2 separate regions of the Homo sapiens genome follow, and region 2 is linked to region 1. Evidence: chromatin loops called from intact Hi-C (ENCODE). Cell type or tissue: psoas muscle. All regions are shown on one strand. Links, peaks and the distances in the headings refer to the core of each region. The heading gives the core; the rest is flanking DNA.

Region 1 (10,247 bases), core at 1,084-9,083:
TGAATTCCTAGGCTCAAGTGACCCTCCCACCTCAGCCTCTTGAGTAACTGAGACTACAGGCATGCACCACCATGCCCGGCTAATTATTTTATTTTTTTACTTTTTATTTTTATTTTTATCTTTTTTTTGAGGCGTAGTCTTACTCTGTAGCCCAGGCTGGAGTGCAGTGGTGCGATCTCGGCTCACCACAGTCTCTGCCTCCCGGGTTCAAGTGATTCTCCTGCCTCAGCCTCCTGAGTAGCTGGGATTACAGGCACGCACCACTGCACGTGGCTAATTTTTTTTGTATTTTTAGTAGAGATGGGGTTTCCCCATGTTGGTCACGCTGGTCTTGAACTCCTGACCTCAGGTAATCCGCCCACCTCGGCCTCCCAAAGTGCTAGGATTACAAGCGTGAGCCACCACGCCCAGCCTACTTTTTATTTTTGAGACAGAGTCTCACTCTGTCACCCAGGATCGAGTACAGAGGCGTGATCTCAGCTTACTGCAACCTCCACTTTCTGGGTTCAAGCAATTCTCCTACCTCAGCCTCCCGAGTAGCTGGGATTACAGGTGCATGCCACCACACCTAGCTAATTTTTGTATTTTTAGTAGAGATGGGGTTTCACCACATTGGCCAGGCTGATCTTGAACTCCTGACCTCAAGTAATCTGCCTGCCTCAGCCTCCCAAAGTGCTGGGATTACAGGCGTGAGCCACTGCGCCCGGCTTGATTTTTTTAATTTTTTTATAGAGACAGGGTCTCACTATGTTTCCAGGCTAGTTTTGAACTCCTGGCCTCAAGTGATCCTTGTGCCTCGGCCTCCCAAAGTGCAGGGATTACAGGCGCGAGCCACCATACCCGGCCTTGTTTAACCTTTCAACAGCTAAGTCAGGAACAAGTTCAACAAACACATTTTTCTAAAACAGGAGAAAAAGGTTTTTTCTCCCAGAATACCTGAACTCTCTCTCTTTTCCAAAGGATGGGCTATACACAGGATGCTGAAACTCTCTTCTTTTTCATTGTAGAAAGTTTCTTCAAAGAGAATGGGCACTGAGAGAAGACAGGCAAAACCAGCTCCTAATTTAATCCTGTTCCCTTGAATAAAGACATCCTGGAAACAAGAAAGCCATCACTGCACCAGCAGCCGGGGCAACCACATCCCACTCTCAGCCTGGCCCCCGATGCAGCACTTAACCAGACCCTACGGCCTTCACCCCATTGTGGGTTTGCTGGGGCACAAATACTCTCCTGTTTTGCTCATTTTGATACTAAAATGTTTCCTCTTTGTTGGCCTAGTAGCTATGGCTGCAAGATACCTGAATCATTTCTATTTTCTTTTGAGACAGAGTCTTACTCCATCACCCAGGCTGGAGTGCAGTGGTGCGACCTCGGCTCACTGCAACCTCCGCCTCCCAGGGTCAAGCAATTCTCCTGACTCAGCCTCCTGAGTACGTGGCACTACAGGCACCCACCACCACACCCAGCTAATTTTTGTATTTTTAGTAGAGACACAGTTTTGTCATGTTGGCCAGGCTGCTCTTGAACTCCCAGCCTCAGGTGATCCGCCCGCCTTGGCCTCCTGGAGTGCTGGGATTACAGGCGTGAGCCACCACACCTGGCCCACACGATGCATTTGTTCATCTTTTCAGTTTCCTTTATTTGGAACAGTGCCTCGGTCTTTCTTTGCCTTTCACGACATTGACATTTTTGTTGCGTATCGCAGACTCTCCCTCCGTGTGTTTGGGAGGGTTTGTCTGATGTTTCCTGACAATTAGATTACGGTTTTACAGTTACACGTTTCTGATAGGAATGCCCTGAAAGGGATGTTTTATCTCCCTCTGTGTATCCTGTTGGAAGGCACATGATGTCAGCTTTTTTCACTGTTGATGTTAACCATGGGGTATGTGTCGTTTTGTTTTGTTTTGCTTTTAAAGCGGAAGCAGGTAGGTTCTGAGAGGGGGAGATTTTATTCCCATTCAGGAATGGCCCTGTTTTTCCCGGCATCCCCATAGTCAGGGAAGCCCGGCCACAGTGTCCTCACTGGGGCAGGGGCTGTGTTCAGATGCGGCAGCTGAGGTTTGTGGCGCTGTGACAGGGAGAGGAAGCACGGGGTTGTCAGTGCATCTGCTCTGCCCTGTGGCTCACAAGACACACTGCTGTTTTCCTGCTAGAGATCTGCTCACCCCAGCTGTCAGTCAGCTTAGTTGATTTGTTCTCTTTTGGACACCTAGATCTACAAAAAGGACAGGAGTCGGGCTTTGCGCAGCTGGTCTGCCCCCAGCACCCGGCCATGACCACAGTAAGCCATGCAGGGAGTAGCAGGTGGGATTCAGCCCTGGCCACACTGCAGCACAAGATTACTTCCATCTCTTAGATAGGGAGAGCTTTCTTACCTTTTCTTTTCACAAAGAACACAGAATTTCTTCTCCTAAAGAAACAGCTCAATGTTTTTTCTGTTGCAACATTTAAAAAGGATCCAGGCCGGGTGCAGTGGCTCATGCCTGTAATCCAAGCACTTTCGGAGACCAAGGTGGGTGGATCATTTGAGGTCAGGAGTTTGAGACCAGCCTGGCTAATATGGTGAAACCCCGTCTCTATTAAAAATACAAAAATTATCCGGGCATGGTGGCGAGTGCTTGCAGTCCCAGACACTCAGGAGGCTGAGGCAGGAGAATCACTTGAACCTGGGAGGCGCAGGTTGCAGTGAGCTGAGATCAAGCTACTGCACTCCAGCCTGGGTGACAGAGTGAGACTCCGCCTCAAAAGAAAAAAAAAATGTAGTGTGTGATTCTAGAGCTAAGAAGAAGTTTTTTTTGCTATGAAAGATATAATTGGTATAATCAGCACAGTCTGTATGAGGACAATATGTTGGAGGACATTCTATCAATGCTAAATTATCTGAGTGTGATCATTGCGTTGTGGTTACATAAGAGAATGCCTGTTCTTGGGAAATACACACTGAGCTGTCTTGGGCTAAAGGGCACAGTGCCTGCAACTTACTCTCAAAAGATTCAGGCCAGGCGCGGTGGCGCACGCCTGTAATCCCAGCACTTTGGGAGGCCGAGGCGGGTGGATCATGAGGTGAGGAGATCGAGACCATACTGGCTAACATGGTGAAACCTCGTCTCTACTAAAAATACAAAAAATTAGCTGGGCATGGTGGCGGGTGCCCGTAGTCCCAGCTACTCGGGAGGCTGAGGCAGGAGAATGGCGTGAACCTGGGAGGCGGAGCTCGCAGTGAGCTGTGATAGCGCCACTGCACTCCAGCCTGGTGACAGAGCAAGATTCCATCTCAAAAAAAAAAAAAAAGATTCAAAATAATAATAATATGTGTTGAGAGACAGCGATAAAACCAATGTGGCAAGAATGTTAACAGCTTGGGGGGAAGCACATTTAAGAGTTTTTTCAACTTTACTAAAACATTTGAAATTATTTCAAAACAAAAAGATTGTTTTTTGGGTTTGTTTTTTTTTTTTTTTTGAGACAGGGTCTCACTCTGTTGCCCAGGCTACAGTGTGGTGACACAATCATGGCTTACTGCAAGCTCAAACTCCTCAGCTTAAGCAATTCTCCCACCTGTGCCTTCCAAGTAGCTAGGACTAGAAGCACGCACCATCACGCCTGGCTAATTTTTTTATTTTTATTTTTGGCAGAGATGGGGTCTCGTTATGTTTTCCAGGCTGGTCTCAAACTCCTGGCCTCAAGTGATTCTCCTGCCTCGGCCCCCCAAAGTGCTAGAATTATAGGCGTAGGCCACCATGTCCAGCTGAAACAAAAAGCTTTTAAAAACTAAAATATTCATCCCTGATGTCCTATTCGGGACCAAGACACTGACAAGCTTTTCACGGCACTGGGATAAAACAACTTCCTTTGGCTCGGACATCAGCAAGGAGGAGGTGTTCCAGCGACACACGGCAGAAACCCCATCACGGGATCAGAGAGAGATGCTTGGCACCTCCCGGCCTCCAAGACAGCAGCTGGGGTCCAGCTTACCATCACTACCTCCCTTTCCTCCACCACAAAGGCAGGGTCCCTCCAGCCCCCCACGGGGCTGCAGTGTGTGTCAAATGCCACCATTGCCAGTAGCTGTGAAAGGCTGAGAACGGGACTCTCTTCCTCCCCTCTGGCCCCAAACACCGAGTAGGTGACCCTGGCTGATCCACCAAGAAATGAATACCTTTCCATTTAAGGTCTGAAAATGCTCTTCCACAGGTATCAAAATGTAGGACTCAAACTGACAAGTAGACTGGATGCTGCTCGACAGGCTTCCTTTGCAGGGTACTAAGACCTGGAAAAAACAATTCGGGGCAACATTAGACAGACGTGCCATTTACCACCTCAGCAGAACAAGGTGTCCCCAAAGGCGCTCCAGCTGGACACACAGCGGGACCTGCTGGCAGAGAGAACGCCCGAGGTCCCTTGCCAACACGGCCACAGTGGCTGCCAGCTGAGGTGATCTGCTGCTGCTGTTGTTGTTGTTGTTGCTGTTGTGATGGAATCAGCCTCACCCCACCACAGGCAGAGGGAGGAGGCGAACAGTACAAATCCTTCTCCACCTTCAGATGTGGAGGCTGACGGCTCCTTCCTACAATCGCTGGGTCCCCCCCAGGCTAGTGGCCCCAGGCTCCCTCTCTATTCTTAACAGCACAGTTATAAGGACCCAGGGGCTCAGGGACAAGCCCAGATGAAGAGAGGAGCATTTGGAAAGTACAGAAAAGGGAAGCTAAAAAATCACACTTTCTCCCACCATTCAAAAAAGAAACATGGCCAGGCGTGGTGGCTCATGCCTATAATCGTAGCACTTTGAGAGGCCAAGGCAGGCGGATCACTTGAGGTCAGGAGTTTGAGACCAGCCTGGCCAACATGGCAAAACCCTGGCTCTACTAAAAATACAAAAATTAGCCGGGGGTGGTGGCGCACGCCTGTAATGCCAGCACTTTGGGAGGCTGAGGCAGGCAGATCACTTGAGGTCAGCAGTTTGAGACCAGCCTGGTCAACATGGTGAAACTCTGTCTCTACTAAAAACACAAAAATTAGCCAGGTATGGTGGCATGTGCCTGTAATCCCAGCTACTCGGGAGGTTGTGCTTCAGCCCAGGAGGCAGAGGTTGCAGTGAGTTGAGATCACATGATTGCACTACTCCAGCCTGGGCTGCAGAGCAAGACTCTGTCTTTAAAAAAAAAAAAAAAAAAAAGAACACTTCACATGGATGATGGTTTCCTTCTATTCTTTTCTTTACGCTTTTATTTATTTTTTTTTTTTGGAGACAGTGTCTTGCTCTCTCACCGAGGCTGGAGTGCAGTGGCGCAATCATAGCTCACTGCACCCTCAACCTCTGGGCTCAAGCCATCCTCCTGCCTCAGCCTCGTAAGTAACTGGGACAACAGGTGCACACAACCATGACCAGCATTTTTTTTTTAAGTAGAGATGAGATCTCACTATTTTGTCCAAGCTGGTCTTGAATCCCTGGCCTCAAGCGATCCTTCCACCTTGGCCTCCCAAAGTGCTGGGATGACAGTCATGAGCCACTGTGCCTGGTCCATTGTATTATTCTTTGTTTGAAATTAAACATAATAATCTGAAATTTTAATAAAAAATTAAAATAAAGGGAGGCCCTTAGATGTTAGGCTAGAAGAAATGACCTCAAGGCTCCCAAGTGGCCTCACCACTGCAGTTGGCAGACAAAGAAAGAAGATCCTAGAGGCCAAAGTGGGCCACAGGCAATGGGATCTAAAGAGCCAGTCCTCGGGTATTTAATGCTTGAAGTCAGAGATGGCCCCCCCTCCAGCTGCAGCATGAAGGACTCACACCATCCCATTCAAGGAAGGGCCGTGGCTGGAGGGCCTTCATGTGGCCTCTGGGAAGCAGGAACTTCTTTTTTTTTGAGACAGATCTCGCTCTGTTGCCCAGGCTGGAGTGCAGTGGCGTGATCTCGGCTCACTGCAAGTTCCGCCTCCCGGATTCACACGATTCTCCTGCCTCAGTCTCCCAAGTAGCTGGGACTACAGGCGTCCGCCACCACACCCGGCTAATTTTTTTGTATTTTTAGTAGAGACGGGGTTTCACCGTGTTCACCAGGATGGTCTCGATCTCCTGACCTTGTGATCTGCCCACCTCAGCCTCTCAAAGTGCTGCGATTACAGGTGTGAGCCACCACGCCTGGCCTCGAAGCAGGAACTTCTAAGGGGCCTCAGAGAACTCTGCCCCACTGTGCCCACATGCTGCCCGCTTGTTTGCATCACCTTCTCCGCCTCCCTGACTTGCATAATGCACGTCTGGCCCCATTCACTGCATCCCCACTGTCAAGCACACTGCTGGACACGAGGCAGGTGCCCAGTGCATGTTTACTGGGTAAATCGGGGGCCCTCAGGACCAACCCTTCCCCCAACTAGTTTTCTGGCAGACATAAAAAGGAGCTCTAGTTCCTCCTATGCCAAGAAAGAGAGAGGCCCCTGCTGCCCAGAGCATTTCATAGCAACCAGAAGCCAACGCTGGGCTCCCTGGCTCCACCCACCATCCCCACAGCAATCCTGCTGAGACCGGGGAGGAGTTGCCTGGGATAGGGGGTAGAGAGCTAGGCCAACGGCCTCCAGGCTATCCCTTAGGGGGCTTCAGACTACTTCTGGAGTAGCTGTGGAGTTTTTACTGCTGGCAAAGACTTTCCAGAGTTACCGGCATAGACGAAGTTCAGAGTTACTGCGTTGACCAGAAGGTGGGGACCCAGAAATTTCAAGGCTTAACCAAAAAATGGTTTATTCTAGCCCCTTTAGAAAGAATTTTTTAAATCACAGTAATTAAAGAAAGGCCATGTGTGGTGGCTCACGCCTGTAATTCCAACACTTTGGGAGGCTGAGGCAGGTGGATCACCTGAGGTCAGGAGTTTGAGACCAGCCTGGCCAATACGGTGAAACCACGTCTCTACTACTAAAAATACAAAAATTAGCCAGGCGCGGTGGCAACCGCTTGTAATCCCAGTTATTCAGGTGGCTGAGGCCGGGAGGCAGAGGTTGCAGTGAGCCGAGATCGCACCACTGCATTCCAGCCTGGGCTACAAGAGCGAAACTCCATCCCGGGGGTAGGGTGTGGGGTTGGGGGAAAGAAAGTCCTGCAGGAGCTGCATTTTATGAGGAAAAACAAAAGGAGACAGGTGAGGTGGCTCACGCCTGTAATCACAGCACTTTGGGAGGCTGAGGCGGGTGGATCACTTGAGTCCAGGAGTTCGAGACCAGCCTGGGCGACAGGGCAAAACCCTGTCTCTACAAAAAATACAAAAATTAGCCAGGCGTGGTGGTGCACGCCTGTAGTCCCAGCTACCTAGGAGACTAAGACAGGAGGATCACTTGAGTCCAGGAGGTGGAGGTTGCAGTGAGCCAAGATCACGCCACTATACTCCAGTGGGAGTGACAGATCAAGACCCCATTTCAAAAGAAAGAAAGAAGAAAAGAAAAGTCAAATAAAAGGCAAGAATCTGCCTGAGTGGCACCTACTCCAGGGCACTCTCCTGCTTCTTCCCCAGGCTGGATTAAGCACTCCACAACTGCCCACGCTGCCTTCTGTCCTGATATTCCTCTGGCCTGCAAATGGCCTGTTCTGGAATTCCCTGAAGGCGTGCCAAGTTCCCCATTGATCGTGTAACCCTGAAACCTGGCACGGTGCCTGGCGTGGAGTGGATGGCCACGGCTTGTTGGAAGCATCTATACTAAATAAATTCTGAGAACTGGAGCAGGGGTCTCAGCGCCCTTAGCTCGGATGAAAGTTAGTTCCTGGGGCTTAGAAGACATGCTGCTAGGCTCCCAGACTAGGCCCCCGGAGCCTACTTACCCCATTAAATCAGACAACTCAATAAAAGAACCAAGTTCAATCTCCTTTGAAATTTTTGTTTTTCCTGTAGGCAAAGGGGCCAGTCTCCTGGTGCACCTGGGAAACCTGGAGGACTTTCAACTCTGCACTAAAGCCCCAGGGACGCAGACCTGCCCAGCCTGCTCTGAGGACGCCACAGGTGTGTAATTAGCCGGATAGTTGTAAGCACAGAGGTGACTTTTAGAAGCAGTGGGGTTGTCACAGGCCTCTGAAATTGAAATTTGAAATCTGGGTGAGCACAGGAGAAGGCGCTTCCACTGTCCAATCAGATAGCAGAGGAGGGCAGGAAGGAGACACCTGCCTGGATGTGGGGGCATCCCCACAAAAGGAGCACCTGCGAAGGAAGGCGCTTCGAGGCGTGGCGTGGCGGGGGCGGGGACGGGGTGGGGGTGGGGAGGGAAGGAGCAGTCAAGCTGCACCCTCAGCTGCCCCACACACACTGCTGCAGGGCCACATGGAGATGAGGCGGCCCAGCAGCGTGCACGCAGGGAGAAGCGTGGTGCGGTTCACTCTGCGGGAGACACATGGTTTTTTTTGTTTGTTTTTGTTTTTTTGAGACAGAGTCTCGTTCTGCTGCCCAGGCTGGAGTGCAGTGGCGTGATCTCAGCTCACTGCAACCTCCGCCTCCCGGGTTCACGCGATTCTCCTGCCTCAGCCTCCCCAGTAGCTGGGATTATAGGCATCTGCCACCACGCACGGCTAATTTTTTGTATTTTTAGTAGAGATAGGGTTTCACTATGTTGGCCAGACTGGTCTCAAACTCCTGACCTAGTGATCCGCCTGCCTCGGCCTCCCAAAGTGCTGGGATTACAGGCGTGAGCCACCATGCCTGGCCAAGACATGTTTTTAAGTGATTTCACATTTTTTGGAGCCTGATAAAGGACTCTGATCTCCAGGGCAGACTCAAGGGCAGTCAAACTTGGTACAAGGTTATGACCAGCCTGGGCAACATAGTGAGACCCCATCTCTACCAAAATATTAAAAATGAAATAAAGTTGGTACAATGTCCAAACTTCATGGAAAGATATTTGGCATTCAACTGCTGAGGCCACAGGGATCCCTTAGAGGTGACAGAAAGGATGGCATTTTCCTGGAGACCATCGAGATATTCGACTTTTTCTTTCAATCTATGAACATAGGTAGAGCACAACTGCGGACTGGACAGGTGTGGGTCCATGTCCCTCCTCACACGGACAAGAGGGGGCCGGCATGGGCCAGCAAACCTGACCAGTGTGACAGTGACAGCAGCTCCTGCACTCTGCTGATTTCTGCTGAGATGCTGGCCTCCCTGATTCTTTTTTTCTTTTTTTTTAGAGATGGTGTCTCACTATGTTGCCCAGGCTGGAGTGCAGTGGCTATTTAGAGGTGCAATCCCACTGCTGATCAGCACGGGAGGGTTTTTTGTTTGTTTTGTTTGTTTGTTTGTTTGTTTTTTGAGATAGAGTCTTGCTCTGTCACCTGGGCTGGAGTGCAGTGGCGCAATCTCAGCTCATTGCAACCTCTGCCTCCAAGGTACAATAGATTCTCATGCCTCAGCCATCCAAGCAGCTGGGATTACAGGTACGCACCACCACACCTGGCTAATTTGTGTATTTTTAGTAGATATGGGGTTTCACCATGTTGGCCAGTCTGGTCTTGAACTCCTGACCTCAAATGATCCGCCTGCCTTGGCCTCCCAAAGTGCTGGGATTACAGGCATGAGCCACTGTGCCTGGCAAAGCACAGGAGTTTTGACCTGCTCTATTTCCAGCATGGCAGTGTTCACCCCTCCTTGGGCAACATGGTGGTCCCCCATTCCTGGGAGGTCACCATATTGATGCCAAACTTAGTGTGGAGATGCAATCAGCATAGCTCACGACATCCCAGAGCTCCTGGGCTCCAGCGATCCTCCTGCCTCAGCCTCCTGAGTAGCTGGGACTACAGGCCTGCACCAACATGCCTGGCAACCTCACTGATTCAAGTCCACCAAACAAGGCTGAGGAAGACAAGAGGCTCACTGCTGCCCCATGTGGACCCCAGCAGTTCCTTGTGGATGCCTTGGATCTCAGGAGGAGCTGGACTGAGGGTCTGGGGTTCTGTGGGGCAACCCTGGATGGCACAGCCTAAGAAGAATCTCCATTCTCCGGTGTCCCTGAAAGGAAGGTGACAAGGCAGAAAAGTTCATTCAAAATCCCCCTTTTGCTAAAGTGGGCTTGAGTGGGATCCCATGACTTGTAGCTGAAAAGCACTTAGTTGGCCAGGCATGGTGGCTCATACCTGTAATCCCAGCACTTTGGGAGGCCAAGGCAGGAGGATCGCCTGAGGTCAGGAGTTCAAGGCCAGCCTGGGCAAGAAATTGAGAACGCCGTCTCTACAAAAATTACAAAAGTTAGGCCGGACACAGTGGCTCACGCCTGTAATTCCAG
Region 2 (10,247 bases), core at 1,204-9,203, 52 kb before region 1:
ATCTAATATTCTAAGATGTAGATTCTGAAAGCAGGTAAGCTCTTTCTCTTCCTGCAGATACTACTTCCACTTAATGTAAGAAAATTCCTAGCTTTGCCAGGCACAGTGGCTAACACCTGTGATCCCAGCACTTTGGGAGGCTGAGGCTGGCAGGTCATTTGAGGTCGGGAGTTTGAGACCAGCCTGGCCAACATGGTGAAACCCTGTCTCTACTAAAAATATAAAAATTAGCTGGGCGTGGTGGCACACACCTGTAATCCCAGCTACTTGGGAGGCTCGAACCTGGTAGGCAGAGGTTGCAGTGAGCTGAGATCAGGCCATTGCACTCCAACCTGGGTGATTCCATCTCAAAGAAAAAAAAAAGCTAGCTTTGATCTCATTTATAATTGTTTTTCAGAGGTACTGATATTAACAAATACCACTCCCTCCAAAATAACTAGAGTGATAATGACTGAAAAAGAAAATGACCAAAATAGACATGTTGGTAATGCTACTACAGTAATAAACATGTTTGTAAGAGAAATGACTTCTAATGATTTCAAATCCAGTTGAGACACTTCAGCATTTAAACATTTTGGTAACATATCACTGATAATGTTGCAGGTGACTTAAATGTTCTCTCTTTTGTTGTGCTTTCTTTCCACTAGGTTATGAAAACCTGCACTCATAAGTTACGGTTTTCAGAGACGGAGACTTGCTGTGTTGCTGAGGCTGGCCTCAAACTCCTGAGTTTAACTGATCTTCCCACCTCAGCCTCCCTCGTAGCTGAGACTGTAGGTGCAAGCCACTGCTCATATATTTAAATCATAAACTTAACCATCAACCAGCTGTTTGGTGTAACCTTTTAAATGTCGTAGTCCTGTGAGACCTAGCACAGGATTAAATTCATAAATTTAACAAGGTGAATAGGATTAGTAAAAAAATGAAGGGAAATGTGGTTTGCAAACCCCAGTCTCTGCGTTAGCCAGCATACTACTGATACATGTTTAAACTGGAGATTCTACTATATTTGAAATTTGCAACTATTGTCAGTGAAGAAATAGAACAATATCTAACATTATAAATAAGTAGAACCGTTGAGAACATCAACATATTTTTAAAAGAATGATCATAAGATGAAATCTGGCTGGGGATTTTCTGTCAGGGTAAACTGGTAATTTAAAAAAAATTTGGTCGGGGATTTTGAAAAAAATCCCATTTACAGGTAAATTTTGCTTTAGGCCTCATTTACATACAAATGCTAGGAGGACATGAGGCAGTTCACAAGTTCTGTGCTTTCTCACAGGATAACCACTGTCCTAATGGCAACTGCTGTGAGTGTGTTTAAAGATGGTCAGACTCTTTCAGACACCTACCTGAGAGTGAAAAGTGGTTCCATGTACAAGGAGAGAGGTTCCTGATGGCAATAAGAGGCTGGAGTACATTTTAGGGAGTGGAGAGTGGTTATTCTAAACTTTCTAATTTAAATCAGTGAACTTGCGTTACTTTGAATTCAAAACTTTTTTCCACAAAAATGGAAATTAGGGGCATTAATTTCTCAACTGTCACATCAAGTTTTGGGTAGGGAAAGCAATTGGAAAAAACAACTGGTTGTTTGCTTTTTTTTGAGATGGAGTATTGCTCTGTTGCCAGGCTGGAGTGCAGTGGCATGATCTTGGCTCACTGCAACCTCTCTCCCAGGTTCAAGCAATTCTCCTGCCTCAGCATCCCAAGTAGCTGGGATTACAAGCGCACGCCACCACACCCAGCTAATTTTTGTACTTTTAGTATAGACAGGGTTTCACCATGTTGGCCAGGATGACAACTGTTTTTTAAAAATAATCGAGGGAGTCACTTAAGATGGAAAACATTACTGATGACCAGAATAGCTCAAAAAGAAACAGCATTTACCTCTCCAGAGGAAGGGTACACCAAGCTTGCAGCTGCCACTGCCAACCAGGCCTTGATCCTGGCTGTGAGATCCCTCGCAGTCCCCTTATTTTTCTGAACCTGTTTCCTCATTTGACAATTCTACCATTCACAGTGATTGTTGAAATTAAATGGGTATATGTGAAAATGTTTTCAGCTGGGCGCAGTCGCTCATGCCTGCAATCCCAGCACTTCGGGAGGCCAATGTGGGCAGATCACTTGAGGTCAGGAGTTCAAGACCAGCCTGGCCAACATGGTGAAACCCCATCTCTACCAAAGATATAAAAATTAGCCAGGCATGGATGGTGGCAGGTACCTGTAATCCCAGCTATGCGGGAGGCTGAGGCAGGAGAATTGCTTGAATCTGGGAGGCAGAGGCTGCAGTGAGCCGAGATGGTGCCACTGCACTCCAGCCTGGGTGACAGAGCGAGACTCCATCATCTCAAGAAAATGTTTTCAAAATTATATTGCACTACCCCAACATATTAGGTGGTGTCAAATGTGTGTATTTGTATCTTGAGAATACCTGTGCTGATAAACTGTATAGGATGTATTAATTAGGATGGTATAGAACCACAGCAGCTTCAGTCTATAAGGTGGTTTTGTTTAAAAGTAGGGAAGGCTGGGCATGGTGGCTCACACCTGTAATCCCAGCACTTTGGGAGGCCGAGGCGGGCGGATCACGAGGTCAGGAGATTGAGACCATCCTGGCTAACACGGTGAAAAACCCTGTCTCTACTAAAAATACAAAAACAAAAAAACAAAAACAAAAAAAACACTAGCCGGGCATGGTGGTGGGTTCCTATAGTCCCAGCTACTCAGGAGGCTGAGGCAGAAGAATTGCTTGAACCTGGGAGGCGGAGGCTGCAGTGAGCCGAGATGGTGCCACTGCACTCCAGCCTGGGTGACAGAGCGAGACTCCATCTCAAAAAAAAAAAAAAAAGGGAAAAGGAAAAATCAGAACAAAGAAATTAGCAAAGCAACAGGGCTCATTTCCTGTTTGTTTGGGGTAGGAAGCTGTATTCATTTTATTCTTCTGATTTCCAAAGAAAAACATTTTTGTGGGCCCGGGACACTGTGCCTACTGGGTTAAGTAGGCCTTGGTCAGTAGATGAATAATGAGCTAAGTGATCAAGTTCCCATGTTTCAATCTCACATCTATAACTGAAAAATGTATATCCATTCAATGGGGACCCTTTTTCTCACACACAAAGCACATGTTTACAGCAGACAGGCTGAGAAACATATCATCTGCAGCCAAACAACTAAAAAAAAATACCATGACACAGTCAAGAATCATAAAGTTTACTGTTTCTTTTCCATCATTTGGCACATATCCAAGGCACATTAGAAAATTAGAAATCATAAATTACTTTGTAGAAAAATAATCCCTCCCTTCCTTCTGTACATACACAAGTATTTCCAAGAACATGGACAAAACCATTTCCCTATCACAAGGTCATTTGAAAACGGACTCAGGACAAACCCATATACGTGTAGCTCTAGGCCAATAACATAAAAATAACAGTATAATCTATAGAAATTTATAAAAAGGAATAAATGGCAATAAATTCTAACCGAAAGTAACTCTGACCTGGTTTGTGCTGTTAAGTTTTGAATTTGAATCAAAAGACTAAGAAAAGATGTGCCAAATCTACTCTCTAATCCAGTAACCATCCCGTCAGGTGTGAGTGTGACAGACATTCAAGGGAGGTTCTCAACAAAAAGGGATGTTTCTAGAAATACTGCTACAGGTGCACGTGTAGTAACCGAATATCTGTACCTACTTGTTAGAAGGAAAATGATAACCACCCTTTCCCATGTGCATGATGTGGAACAGGTCTGATGCATCCTTTCACTAAAATGAATATCAAAATGGGATTGAGGCATCTTTTGGTTCGAGTGTTGCTTTGCAAAGAAACATTGTCCAGCTGCTGCTTTCTTCCTTCAGATATGACATTTCAGCCTGGCCTCTACAGTACCATGAAACCTAAATTACTTACTTCTCTCCAGCTTAATCCTAGGTGGAGGAATTCTAGCTGTGGTTTGTGAATGTACACAGGTCAGAGAGGTTTAGCACCTTTTGGGAGGAGGAGGTCAGAATGCGGTGGTGAAACCTCTCCCACTGTGACCAACAAACCCTCATACTTAAAAAGAAGCATGCACCTCTGGCTTAAGGATCTGGATGCTACTGGAATTTTTGTCTGTTTCAATTGTATTCATTAGCTTTGAAGAGGAGAGAGATGGTGGTGGTTAACTTTTTTGTTGCATTCTTTCCTGCCACAGAAAAGCTTTCAGGAACTTGGTGCTGAAGACTTCTCAAGCCAGTCTCATGGAAGCACATTTAGTTCTCAGATGTGTTCACGCTCAGCATCATCTTGTTGCATCCTTGCTTCCTAGCAGTGGGTTCAACAACTCCTCATTCCTGTTAGGACCGGGAAGCACTAACCTCTTGGGGAGTGGAGAGGGGGCCAGCAGCCTCCGGGCCCTGGGACACGACCGCATCCTCTACCGTGTGTCTCCGCAGCATCCGTCTGTGTCCAGGGCCAGTCTGTGTCAGTCCAGGCCTCTCTGGCCAGTCGCTGTTGCCTTTCTCAGCAGCATGAGATCCACTCTGAGCTGGCAGGTTATTCTGTCTCAGTGTGACACTTTGCCTCCCTGGCTAAAGAAAAAGTACATTTTTAACCGTTGACGTCCTCACTGTACTGGAAGCCACAACCATGACAGTGACAGCTGCCCCTTAGTGCCTAGTGTCACATAATGTGCTCAGTGCTTGACAGGCATAATTTCAATTCTCACATCCCTGTCGTGGTAACATGGCATGTGCATACTACATGTGTCAGAGTAAATGTTTCACTTGTTTTCACAATCTTTATGACTCTAGGAGGCATGTACTACTATTGTTATCCCCGTTTTACACCTGAGGAAACAGGATCAGCAAAGTTAAGCCACCTGCCTAAAGTCCTACAGCTAGCAAGGGAAAAGCTAGCACTTGATGGAACTCAGGCAGATTTCAACGATTCTGGCTTTCCCACAAAGCAGCAGGTCTCCTAGCAACACCACATAAGACTAAATATGGTATCAAAATTAGTCATGTTAATTAAAATCATTTTAATTATCTAAAACAATTTAGAACTTTTGTGTATTTGTTCCAACAAGCCTATGCTACATATGCTATAAATTCTCATCAGCAACAAGGAAAGCTGTGGTTCTGAGAAGAATCACTGTCTCCGATCACAGGTTTTCAATCAAGCTTCTGAGTGATTTAAAAATGCAGTAGGGTCCGGGCACGGTGGCTCACACTTGTAATCCCAGCACACTGGGAGGCCAAAGCGGGCAGATCACTTGAGGTCAGGAGTTCAAGACCAGCCTGGCCAACGTGGTGAAACTGCGTCTCTACTAAAAATACAAAAAAATTAGCCAGGAATAGTGGCACATGCCTGTAATCCCAGCTACTCAGGAGGCTGAGGCGGGAGAATGCTTGAACCCGGGAGGTGGAGACTGCAGTGAGCCGAGATCGTGCCACTGCACTCCAGCCTGGGCCACAGAGCAAGACTCTGTCTCAAATAAATAAATAAAAAAATGTAGTGGGAAGATGGCCACATAAAGAATTGTCTGAGCAACTGTACACCATACTTGGAGACATCATTTACCCATCTATATACAAACTGTCGTTTTCTTTCTTTGGTGATTAAAACCATAGTGAAATGTGGGATGTTTCATCTCCTATAAGCACCAAGACCTGTGGTTTCCCACACATGTAACACTTTCCACTCCTCTGCTCAGAAATGTACTTTTAGTTATAACAATCAGTGAAGTCTGTACTCTACACTGTCCCATGAAATAATTCCAGTTTTAACTGCTGCTAACTCATACGGCGCACGGAATAATGAAGATGACGATCAAGGAGACGTGTTTACCATGGATTACTTTTGACAAAGCCGGGCTTTAGAAAATATGATTAAAAGCCAGTGTTTAATAACTTACCTCATGCAAAGAACCTTCGGTTAAATTAGGGACACTTCTATCTCTTGCCATAATCTCCCTTGAAGTCTTTCCCCTAAAACCCAAAATAAACGAAAATAAATATTTGGGACAGTGGCATGAAACACTCTGGTTGGCCACAAGGTGGCAGCATTTTTGACATTAGTAGGTGCAGATTTGTCCATAACCAATTACAATTGAAGCAGCTTACGTGCAGCTTGGAGTAAACTAGGGGCAAAAGCACAGAAATCAACTTGAGTTTCATACTCACTTAAACTGACCAGCTGAGTGGACAAAGTAAAACTGTCTTGTAAAAGGCTCATCTGGTAGATCATACAGTTTTGAGTTCCCTGTAGATAAAAAGATAAACATCTAAAAACTTCAAAAACAGTTGTAAAGATTATTTTAAAATTACAGCACAGACACAATCTTTCTATTCTCAGATTTACAAAATTTAGAAACTGAAGCACTGAATTTGCTTAAAGAAACACAGCTAGTACCTATTTATAACAGGTTGAGTATCTCCAATCCAAAAATCTAAAGCCTAAAATGCCACAGGCTGGGTGCAGTGGCTCATGCCTGTAATCCCAGCAGTTTGGGAGGCCGAGGTGGGCATATCACTTGAGGTCAGGAGTTCAAGACCAGCCTGGGCAACATGGAGAAACCCCATCTCTACCCAAAATACAAAAACTTAGCCAGGCGTGGTGGCACGCACCTATAATCCCAGCTACTCAAGAGGCTGAGGCAGGAGACTCGCTTGAACCCAGGAGGCAGAGGTTGCAGTGAGCCGAGATTGCACCACCACACTCCAGCCTGGGCGACAGAGCAAGACTCCATCTCAAAAAAAAGCTACAAAATCCGAGACATTTTGAACTCTTTGACTTCATGCTCAGAAGAATCTGATTTCCTGATTTGGATCCTCAACCAATGAGTATAATGCAAATATTCCAAAACCCAAAACACTGCTGGTCCCAAGCATTTGAGATAGGGGGTAGTCAGCCTGTATTATGAGAACCCCCATGAAATAGAAAAATAAAACCTTAACTCCCTTAACTCCCCCAGCCACAACCAATTACGGTGAGACAGTCTCAGGGTTATCGAGATATGTGAATGGGTTTATCCATATTATTGTATTGCATTATTGCATACCTCACTGGATAATATTTCATATTGTAAATTAAAAAAAAAAGTAGAACAAGGACCCCTTCTAAACTTTTTAAAAAGAAGAAAATACTTCAGTCTCACTGCTGTTCGGCAACTGCTGTTTTAATTATAATCAACCTCCGTACACGTACAAACTTAAAAAAAAATCTTGAGGCCAGGCGCGGTGGCTCACACCTGTAACTCCAGCACTTTGGGAGGCCAAGGAGGGCGGATCACTTGAGGTCAGGAGTTTGAGACCAGCCTGGCCAACATTGTGAAACCCTGTCTCTACTAAAAATACAAAAATTAGCCAGGCATGGTGGCACGTGCCTGTAATCCTAGCTACTCGGGAGGCTGAGGAAGGGGAATAACTTGAACCCAGGAGGCAGAGGTTGCGTGAGCTGAGATTGCACCACTGCGCTCCAGCCTGGGTGACAGAGTGAGACTCTGTCTCAAAAAAACTAACTAAATAAAAAATCTTGGTGGCTCACACCTGTAATCTCAGCACTTTGGGAGGCCAAGGCGGGCAGATCACGAGGTCAGGAGATGGAGACCATCCTGGCTAACACGGTGAAGCCCCTCTCTACTAAAAATACAAAAACAAAATTAGCTGGGCGTGGTGGCTGGCACCTGTAGTCCCAGCTACTTGAGAGTGGGAGGCAGCTACTTGAGGCAGGAGAATGGCGTGAACCCAGGAGGCAGAGCTGGCAGTGAGCTGAGATCACACTACTGCACTCCAGCCTGGGTGACAGAGCGAGACTCTGTCTCAAAAAAAAAAAAAAAAAAAAAATCTTGAAAGGTAGCATTTACCCTGGATGTCCAGGAAATGCCCAGAACACCTGACTTTGGAACATGAGGCATGAAAGAAACTATCCCAGAGACTGTTCCCCATCTCCATAGGCAGACACCTGAACCTTCAAGGTAGTGTTGACAGTTTCTATCCTATTTCCTCAGGAAACATCATTACCATCAACCAGAAAACTAGTAACAAAAAAAGCTTACCCATAGTCTGATAAATTGGGAGGTAACATACATTTCTTTGGTGCCTGTATCTCCTCCAGGCATGATTATAATTACACTTTACATATACAATTAAATGAACACCAGCAACTACTCATGAATGTCTAAATATACCCAACTTGAGCGTGACAGAAAGAACGTAAACTCTTACATTTTTTCCTGATCTTAACAGTGACATACTCCTTGCGGTCAGTTTCAGCCACATCATCTAATGAAGCAACACAGCTTGGTACCACCTGAAGCAATTCCATTATTTTTGAATTCTGCAATTTGAAAGGGAAAAGGAACAGTAATGTTTTTATTCTTTTTTAATAGGTTATTATTTGTTTTTGATCTAAATGTCAGTATTAGTGTGACTGGGCAGAAAAAGCTCAGAAATAATTACAAATGGAGCTTGGAGGCCATAAAGCCCAGTGGTAAAAGCAGGCCTGCATGGGGAGCCCGGCTCTGCTTTTACCACTGGGTAAAAGCTCTGCCCTCTCTGTGGACTCCACGCTGGGGATTCAACCACTCCATGCAACCAGCTCAACCATAATAAGATCTACTATCATATGCTTATCATGAGGCTGTTGAGGGCCCCCATATAGTAAGTACTCATTGAAACACATTAATTAACTGGGCACGGTGGCTCACGCGTGCAATCCCACCACTTTGGGAGACTGAGGTGGGAGGATTGCTTGAGCCCAGGTGTTCAAGACTAGCCTGGGCAACATAGCAAGGCCCTGTCTCTATTTAAAAATAATAAAAGGCCAGGCGCGATGGCTCACGCCTGTAATCTCAGCACTTTTGAGAGGCCGAGGCGGGTGGATTGCTTGAGCCCAGGCAGTCGAGACCAGCCTGGCCAACATGGCAAAACCCTGTCTCTATTAAAAAAAAATTAGCTGGTCATGGTGGCACACGCCTATAGTCCCAGCTACTTGGGAGGCTGAGGTTGGAGGATCATCTGCGCCCAAAGGTTAAGGCTGCAGTGAGCCAAGATTGCACCATTATACTCCAGCCTGGGCAACAAATTGAGACTCTGTCTCAAAAAATAATAATAATAATAAAATTAAAAATTTTAAAAACCAAAAAAAATTCAACATAATCATTTAAGAAAGTACTAAACTGAGAGTTTAAAATATTTCAATTCTGTCACTGAAAATTAATATAAGGAGGCCAGGCACAGTGGCTCACGTCTGTAATCCCAGCACTTCGGGATGCCAAGGGAGGCGGATCAGTTAGGTCAGGTGTTCAAGACCAGCCTGAGCAATATGGTGAAACCCGTCTCTACAAAAAATACAAAAATTTAGCCAGGTGTGGTGCCACGTGCCTGTAATCCCAGCTACTCAGGAGGCTGAGGCACGAGAATCGCTTGAACCCAGGAGGCAGAGGTTGCAGTGAGCCAAGATCACGCCACAACAGAGCAAGACTCTGTCTTAAGAAACAAAAAATTACTCTAAGGAGCCTGTCCATGGAGTGGATTGATGGTGATGTTAGCTTCTCAGTTGTGTCACTTAACAGCCTACTCGCTGTCTATCTTGGGTAGAAAACAAAAGAAAGACTCAGCAGGAAAACAGGAACAGAAAGAGCTGCCGCTCGCCAGGGGAAAAGGACCCTTCCCCGCCGCTCTCCACGCAAGCATCCACAGCACTGGAGAAGGCAGTAGGCCAATAATCACGATTCCTACAGGACTCAAGGACTTTTACTTTCATTTTTTTGAGATAAAGTCTCTGTCACCCAGGCTGGAGTGCAGTGGCACAATCTCAGCTCACTACAGCCTTGACCTCCTGGGCTCAAGCGATCCTCCCACCTCAGCCTCCTGAGTAGCTGGGACTACAGGCATGCACCCCTATGCTCGGCTGATTTTTTGATTTTTTGTAGAGAGGGGGTCTCACTATGTTGCCCAGGCTGGTCATGAGCTCCTGCGCTCAAGTGATCCTCCTTCCTTGGCCTCCCAAAGTGCTGGGATTACAGGCATGAGCCACTGTGCCTGGCCTCAAGGAGTTTTAAATCCACCAACAAAACAAACCTTCTCCATCGTGCTGCTAAGACAACGGCTGTGTTCACACTGTGAGGATGGTGACACCAGAACATCATGACTTGCTCCTTCCTGAGTGCCTGACTCTATGTAACTACCGGACCACAGCCCTACTGCTAGCTGAGGGGGGGGCCCCTCCACTCAGGCCTTTGAAAACCACCTGTGAAAAGAATGA

Evidence for each region. A loop is a pair of places that touch in the nucleus more often than their neighbours do. Peaks named below come from ENCODE experiments on the same cell type or tissue, not always from the same donor. Only the 100,000 strongest peaks of a DNase experiment are listed, where the experiment ranks them.
Region 2: it touches region 1 in a loop (2.5-fold over the local background); 4 of 110 quality-filtered maps call a loop at or near these places.

What each region holds. Positions count from the first base shown.
Region 1 is chr19:32,645,523-32,655,769 of GRCh38, forward strand. It overlaps ANKRD27 (ankyrin repeat domain 27), which reads right to left. Exons shown (of 29, transcript NM_032139.3): 3 at 4,160-4,270; 4 at 937-1,093. It also overlaps the pseudogene RN7SL789P. Among named protein-coding and RNA genes, the nearest start is that of ANKRD27, 25 kb to the right of the region's middle. RefSeq lists an enhancer at 3,937-4,438. In psoas muscle, for the core only: no CTCF peak of the experiment used is centred there; DNase peaks (open chromatin) are centred at 4,399 and 7,629; H3K27ac peaks cover 1,051 bases.
Region 2 is chr19:32,593,809-32,604,055 of GRCh38, forward strand. ANKRD27 (ankyrin repeat domain 27) reads right to left here. Exons shown (of 29, transcript NM_032139.3): 26 at 8,207-8,318; 27 at 6,164-6,242; 28 at 5,896-5,968; 29 at 3,198-4,570. The coding sequence ends at 4,337. Among named protein-coding and RNA genes, the nearest start is that of SNORA68B, 9.5 kb to the right of the region's middle. RefSeq lists an enhancer at 1-380. In psoas muscle, for the core only: a CTCF peak has its summit at 6,025 (motif pointing right); no DNase peak of the experiment used is centred there.